Regions from separate parts of the Homo sapiens genome. Here region 2 is linked to region 1. Evidence: read pairs that join two places in POLR2A ChIA-PET (ENCODE). Cell type or tissue: GM12878. All regions are shown on one strand.

What was found. Peaks named below come from ENCODE experiments on the same cell type or tissue, not always from the same donor. Only the 100,000 strongest peaks of a DNase experiment are listed, where the experiment ranks them.
Region 2: POLR2A ChIA-PET joins it to region 1 with 5 read pairs; 2 of 35 experiments call an interaction of 5 or more read pairs at or near these places.

The regions. Positions count from the first base shown.
Region 1 is chr18:11,019,422-11,023,421 of GRCh38, reverse strand. The region is part of intron 2 of PIEZO2 (piezo type mechanosensitive ion channel component 2); the gene reads left to right. Among named protein-coding and RNA genes, the nearest start is that of PIEZO2, 130 kb to the left of the region's middle. In GM12878, no CTCF peak of the experiment used is centred here; a DNase peak (open chromatin) is centred at 1,763; H3K4me3 peaks cover 756 bases; H3K27ac peaks cover 2,760 bases.
Region 2 is chr18:10,968,984-10,972,983 of GRCh38, reverse strand. All of the region lies in intron 3 of PIEZO2 (piezo type mechanosensitive ion channel component 2), which reads left to right. Among named protein-coding and RNA genes, the nearest start is that of PIEZO2, 180 kb to the left of the region's middle. In GM12878, no CTCF peak of the experiment used is centred here; no DNase peak of the experiment used is centred here.

The DNA of each region.
Region 1 (4,000 bases):
ACTCTGTATCTAGCTACTCTGGTGGGGACTTGGAGAACCTTTGTGTGGACCCTCTGTATCTAGCTAATCTAGTGGGTAGGTGGAGAACCTTTGTGTCTAGCTCAGGGATTGTAAATGCACCAATCAGCACCCTGTCAAAACAGACCACTCGGCTCTCTGTAAAATGGAGCAATCAGCAGGTTGTGGGTGGGGCCAGATAAGAGAATAAAAGCAGGCTGCCCGAGCCAGCAGTGGCAACTGGGTCGGGTCCCCTTCCACAGTGTGGAAGCTTTGTTCTTTCACTCTTTGCAGTAAATCTTGCTGCTGCTCAGTCTTTGGGTCCACACTGACTTTATGAGCTGTAACACTCACGGCGAAGGGTCTGCAGCTTCACTCCTGAAGCCAACGAGACCACGAACCCACTGGGAGGAATGAACAACTCCAGACTCCCCGCCTTAAGAACTGTAACACTCGCTGCGAAGGTGCGCAGCTTCACTCCTGAGCCAGCGAGACCACGAACCCACCAGAAGGAAGAAACTCTGAACACATCCGAACATCAGAAGGAACAAACTCCGGACACACCGCCTTTAAGAACTGTAACACTCACCTCGAGGGTCCGCGACTTCATTCTCGAAGTCAGTGAGACCAAGAACCCACCAATTCTGGACAAAATAGCCTAGAGTTCTATGCACATGTAAGGTCATAGTATTTTATAGTTTTTACGAACTGAATTCTGTCCCCCTTAAATTCATATGTTGACATCCCACAATGTGACTGTATTTGGAGACAGGGCCTTTAAAGAGGTGATTAAGGTTACCTGAAGCCATAAGCATAGAGCCCTAATCCAGTAGCACTGGGGTCCTGTAAGAGGAGGAAGACACCAAGGATGTGTGCACCCAGAGGAGAGCCCATCTGCCAGCCAAGGAGAGAGGCCCCAGGAGAAACCAATCCTGCCAGCACCTTGATCGTGGGCTTCTAGCCTTTACAACTGAGACAATCAGTGTCTGTTTCTGAAGCCTCCCAGTCTGCAGTGCTTTGCTACCATGCCCCCAGCAGGCTGATAACTGGGTGCATGCTTCCTGCACTGCCTTGATCTTATATTGATTTTGCTCCAAGTGTAAATTATTTTGAGTTCACTTTTTTTTTCTCAGAACAAGAACTAAGCAATTTCCTTACAGGCTCTGCTACTGTCATACCCACTCCAAAGGTCAGGCCTGCACAGTTAGGGGGGCTGTGACACTGCACCTGGATGTGCATGAGAAGGTGCAGCCTCTAGGGACCATGGCATGCCGGCTGAGGCATTGGCAGCATCTATCCACTATACCCCTACCTCTCGTAGTCCTTATTTTAGGCAGCGCCCGTTTGTTTGAGTGAGAGTAGGCAGAGATCGATTACAAAGTGTTTCAGGTCTGGCAGCTGTAGGAGATTACAGACACAGATGTATGCCTGGGGTTTGTTCTTGAGAGACCCCCCTGCAAATCCCCTTCACACGTGGTGACTCTGCAAGGGGCACAGGGATTTAGGAACAACTAGGAAAGGGAAGTCCAAGGGATGCCATTGAGAAAAGGCAGCATCTGGACTCTGCCATCAAGATGGAGAAGAATGGAACTGCAGCAGAGCTGGGCATTTTCCTGGTTTGCATCTGCAGTCCCCCAGCGTCTAGATGATGCCTCACACACACTGCAGGTGCTCAGACTCATACATTGAATAGAATGAACTTGTGAAGGCATGGGTGGGAGGGACGTGGTTTTCTCATTCATTCCATCAGTGCAGTTACAGCACGAGCTGTGTGCTGGATCACCAGATCCGTGAGACTCAAAGTCCCCCAGGAACCCCACTTGGTGGTTTTCATTCACGATGGTGACTGTGTTCCTCCTCACGAATTCACAAGGAGACTAAACGCCATTGGCGGCTGAAGCAGGAGAGTCTGCTCAGAAACTCAACTCAAATTTGCATCCTTACCACCAAGAAAGCATTCATGGAGCCCTTGCAGTGGGGAGGAGGAGAGAAGGAAACATTGTTTCAGACACACGCAGGTTGCATGGAATACAAGAGTGGGATGCTTTTGTAGAAGGAAAAAGAAAATGTTTTCTTCAGAATAGAGGAGACTAGAAAACAGGAAGTAAGAACACCACACTGACTTTGGGTCCATGGAAAACCGGTTTGGGAGTTCTTTCCAGGGAGATTAGCTGTCTCCTTGACACCTGTGACTAGCACTGTTGAGTTAGGTTGTAACTTTGAGCTGGTTGAGATGGTGTGGTTTGGAGAACCGGTGGAGATGACTAGAGTTTCTTTCATGATGTAACGGAAGAGAATCATAGTCCAGGCCTGTGAGGCCCCTGGAGTTTGCATCCGTCTTCCTAGCTCCAGACAAGTCACTTCCTACAGTGACTCCATGAGGGTTAGTGCTTTTCTGCTGAGCAGGAATGTCGACTTAAGGCAGTGGAACAGTTTTTAAGCTGCATCTGCTTTTTGTACCTTTCACTTTCTATATTTCTTTGATTTATGGGGGAGAGGGGTTGTTTACTTCTTGAGTTTTTCAGTTTGGAAGATAATTAAGAAATAACTTTAAGTGAAAGATGAAAGAGCACAGTAGCAGAACAGTAACTTTCTTATAAAACAACGAATGTCAAGTATTCCGAAAGCTCTCTGCCAGGCTTCAGGTTTCAGCAAAGGATTAGCTTAGTGAGACCAGCTAATTGTTTAAAAATAAAGAGCTCACTTTGTGAAATAGAAGGTGTCATTTTGCCTGTCCCTTCCACTTAACTTCTATTTAGTGGTTGGCAAAAGGCTAGTGGCATGTAATTTTCATATTTTCAGAACACTACTCTGCAATTACTGGGGAGTTTAGACAGTAGTTGGCTGCTATGATCTTGTCCACAGCCCCAAGAGCTGTGAGTGTTTATTTTTCTAGAAAAATACATCAGTAAAAGTCCATCAGTGCCAGGTATTGACAGGAAAACAACTAGTCTGCAAATGTGCAAATCAGAAGTACCTAATTTTGCATTTTGCCTTGAACTAATGACAGGAAGTAATTGTACCCCAGGTGCCAATTCAGTATAAGCAAGCAGAAAAGTTATTGCAGGAAGTCATTTTGTGAAGACTGTGGAATCAGCAAGAGCATCAGAGGCTTTGAGCTAGGATAGTGATTCTGAGATGTTAATGGACCCCATCAGACAGACAAGGGCTGAGGTCAAGTATTACAAACTATGGAATTGCATAAAACATAATTAAAAGTCACAATCTCATCTTTTAAAAGTGGTCTCTTCTGTGTTGCCTTTTCTTGCTGAGGAAAGAATTGTGTGACTATTTTTTTAAAAATCGCTCCCCAGATCCCAAACTTTTAAAATTAGAAAATTGAAGCTTAAGTTTCTAATTTAATTCATATACAATTTTTTTAAAGAGAAGATTTATTGGGTCAGAAGAATAGATAAAATCATCCCCAAGAGAGTTCATGCACTCATTACACAAACACTTATTGTACATGTGCTCGGCACAGCCTCCAGTACTGGAGACAGACAAGGTGCTGATATGCCTCTTGTCTCCATGGAGTTATTCTGTAGTGAGAGCTAATAAACAATCAATTCAATAATTTCATTACAGATTGTCATTAGTACTATTAAGAAAACAAACAAGATGATGAGATAGAGTATATCAGTTGCCTTCTGCTTTGTAACACTCAATCACAGTATCTCAGTGGCATACAAAAATCAGCCTTTATTGCTCCCTTGTGTGTTGGGGTAGGGGGGTAAGTGCACTCTGTCCAGCCTGAGGATGACAAGAGCATCAATATAAAACACTGCAACAAGGGGGCCCAGAGTGGGGCCATTCAATAGGTCACAAGAGAAACTAGAAAACTGTCTTCCGTGCAGGAGTCCTGGAAGGCCTTTCTAAGTAGGAGACACTTCAGTGCAAACATAAAGGGGGAAAAACAGCCAGTCATGCTGAGAATTGGAGATGAGTTTACCACACCAGAAAGTACAAAAGCTCCCAGATGAGAGGAAAGAGTTACCTGTTCCAG
Region 2 (4,000 bases), 50 kb after region 1:
TCCCAGTGTGCCTCAGTTTCCTCAACTGTCAAAGGAAGATAACAGCTATCATCTCATAGGTTTTTGTGAGGTTCGAGTTAATATAGGCCATGCCCTTGGGACTGTGCTTGACCCATTGTAAGTGGTCAAATAGTACAAGCTGTTGTTCATGTTGTTGCTGTTATTAGAGAAGTCCTAATTCTTGCCCAAGGTCATACACTGCTACAAGGTAATAGAGGCAACTCCAAACCAAATCCTGTCTCCAAATTACGCACAGTCACATGGATGAAATTTGGAAATTACAGAACTTGCATGGTACCAAATCATTCTCTATGATAGTCTTTTTCAGTTTCTTGCCAATGCTGTTATATTGGGGTTTGTACCTACTCTACTCCATGTGGTTAGAATCCCAAATAAATGGGCTAAATGGCACTGGATGGAAGGCAGCATCAGTGATGTGTGTCTTTAGTGACCCTGAGTTTTTCTTCCAGAATTTTTCACCTTCTTAGCAACCTCTCCACCGCAGTCTCTCACTCCACCTGCCCCACAGCTGCAGCCTTGGGCCTGGCCTGGCCTTCCGAATATTTTATGGCCCTCTTCTCATTCCGGCACCTACCTGAAAGCTTGTCATCTGCTCCCATGACCTGCAGCTCAGAGGAATAGATAATAAATATATTATTCACTATTTATTACCTTTCCTACATTGTAGAACTTTAGAAGAAAGAGGAACATGATGGAAGAGTTAGGAGGAAAATGAACTAACATTTTCATGTAAACTAAACTAACACTCTGCTGCTATTATCTCTCTCTCTCTTTTTTTTTTTTTTTTTTTGAGGCGGAGTCTCGCTCTGTCACCCAGGCTGGGTGTATTTTTAGTAGAGATAGGGTTTCACCATGTTGGCCAGGCTGATCTCAAACTCTTGACCTCAAGTGATCTACCCACCTCGGCCTCCCAAAGTGCTGGGATCACAGGTGTGAGCCACCGCACCCAGCTGCCATTGTTATCTAATTCTTACCATATCTCTTAAAAGTGTTGGCTTTCACTATCGTATTACTGGTAGGGAAAGTGAGTCCCAGAGGCAAAAAGTGCCTCGCCTTAGGCTGCTCATTAGTGAGTAACAGAGCCAGAATTAAATTTAGGTCTCCTGGACTACACAGTCTGTACTCTTTCCAGTACACCCTGCACCTTCATACATGTGCTGGGGAAAATTTTATGCAGAATTGGACTTTGGTTAATTAGATTTTGAGGAATAGATATGATTAGGATACATAAATTTTGGAGGCTGTGCTGGGTGAGAGGATAGTTAATCTAATATACTAACTCTGGTTAAAGTATGAATGGCCGGAAGTGACTGTATATGCTTGACTTGGTAAATGATATTGGCCTTTAGGAATATCTTCACCCCTACGAGTGCATCATGGGGACAGTCGGGACTGCATGGCTGAGGAGCTGGGTGTGCATTCATCATTGGGGATATGTTTTCCCAGCCTCCTTGAACCCACCGTCCCTACCACCTCCTCCAAGTGGGTCCTGTCACAGCCTTGTGTCAACTTGTTAATAACCAAGGTCTCCTTGTCTAAGATGGTTTTTATCTGTATTTTTAAAGCCTGAGGAAATTGGAGATGTTTTTCCTAAAGATAGAAATAAAACAGTAAATAACAAGAATGTACTGGATGACTCTTGGTGTTCAGAAATTTACTTCCCTGAAGTGTGTGTCGCCCTGAGATTCTAGATCCTGAGGCTGTCGCCAGAATTACACATAGGTAGTCTAATCCATTCTCTACACAGCAGTCTTTCAAAATTTTGAAGATGGCTTTGATGCCACATCAGTATTTTCCCAGATGCCTCTTGAGTCCCTTATCCTCTGCTGTTTGCCAAGCTTGTTGGTCAATGTTCCATGGCTGAGTGGTGAGATAGCATCAGTGTCTGGTCATGGGGAGTCTCCAGGGCCTGATTAATGCCAAGCATCAAGGGGCAGTGACTTTCCTTGTTCTGGTAACTGTCCTTCCCATCGGTGGAAATTGCCGTATTGTGGATTAATGTAGAGCTTTTCTGACCTGAAACATAGATCTGTTTCTTGTGAAACCCTATTTATGTTTCTCTAAAAGCAGATATGCTCCCATCTTTGATTTGGGATTTTGATTCTGCCCATACACAGAGCTTCCTTCCCTACCTTATATCACCTTTATCTCATCCCGTAATAGGGCAAAATTTCTAGAGTTCCTGGCATGGATCAAGTACTCTAACAAGCCTTCCTTTCCTTCCTCTTTCTCCTGACTCACCATATCTCACACCCAGCTGTGTGTGTGTGTGTGTGTGTGTGTGTGTGTGTGTGTGTGTGTGAAACATCTTTTTTGTTCTAAGTTTTGCTCTAAATCAGTAGATAACATCTTCCATGTATAATTTCCCACTATGTTCCAGGCATATTTATAATGTCTTGATTCTGCATTATAGTCCTGCTAGTCCTTGATATTTTACTCATTTGCAGATAAAGAGACTTAGCAAAAACAGAAGAGTTAAGTTGTGAAAAAAAGGAAGAAATGTAGTGATAGCATCCAGGGTCACCCATGGAGGGTGCCGGGGCCCTGGGCACCCGTGTGCATGCAGGGCAATGGGCTCATCTAGACGGGCGAAGAGCTGCAGGAAAGCTGTATTTCTGTACTTCTCCCTACCCCATGGTTCTCATCTCCTCCTTCCCGTTGCCAATTCCAATAAGCTTTCTATTGCCTGGCCATGCCTTTGCCCATGTTATTTCCCTGGAAGAATGTCCTTACGTACTCTGCCAGTCCTCTGCCAGGTCCATTCTTCAATACTGGCCACTTCCTCCAGATAACCCGAGTTAATACCCCCAGGTAGAGGGGGTCAGATGTCTTTGGGCTCCCAAATACCCAGAGTATCAGTCATTAAACTTTTAATGTTGAGTGATAATCACTGATTTTATATGTTCTCCCATTAGAATATGATCAAATTAAGGGTAGAACCTCTCATGTTTCATTTTTTTTTGTAACCTGAGCACTGACCACAGTGGCTGATGTATAGCATACTGCCCAACAATTGAAGAATGAATAAATGAATTAATAGCAGCCAAAAAAAGGAGAAATAAAGGTATGGCAAAGACAAAATTTGATGACTCTCTTGCTTTGTTTTGTGACCGATTCTCGGTGGTGTCCTCACCTGCTGGACCTGCAAGTAAACAATTGAGGAGAGCGGCTAAGTGCACCCATGCCCTCTCTTGGCCAGGAGCTCTGTCCCCTCACTCCTCTCCTACAGGTGCATACCCCAAATCCTGCTCAGATAGTTGTTCCCATTTCTCATCTTTTTAATTCATGAAGAAATATTAGAATGACGTGTTTTATTTCTCTTTAGAAACTATTTATCAATTAAGTTACTTGGTATTTATTTCCTTCGCAAAAAAAAATTTGGATTTCCATTTGGATTTGGGAAAATTAAGACAGAAAACCATAAATGAGAAAGCTAGAGTTAGAAGTGGCAAGGAAGGAAAGAGAAGAAAAGGAGGTGTGGGACTGTGCTTTAACAAGGAGGTCTCAATAAGAAGTGAGGGCAGAAGAGCCCCTAGATGAGTAACAGGGAGTCATGATCCTCACGCCCGTCTGCTCCCCACCATGCCGACCAGTCCTTGCTGTAAGACAAATCACAGAGCAGGAAGTTTAAAATGATTTGGGATTGATTTGGTTTGCTTAAATAACAAATTCTCTAACCTCAGCTTCATGATGCAGCATTTCTAGTGTAAATTATTTACAATAAAAGCACTAACGCAAGTCCGTGTGGTATGGAAGTAAACTCAACCTCAAAATTATAGACGAACAATGTAAAGCTATAACTGTATGTTTCCAAATTTATGGAATATGGAAGGACATTTCAAAGGCATTTGAAAGCAGCAGAATTGGGCTAAGCATAGTAATGACATTCTAGAAAATATTATTTGTATGACATAAGCTTAGTTATTTTTCAGACTTACAAAATTGATGTATATTTTAGGGCTTAGGTAGGTGGATTTAT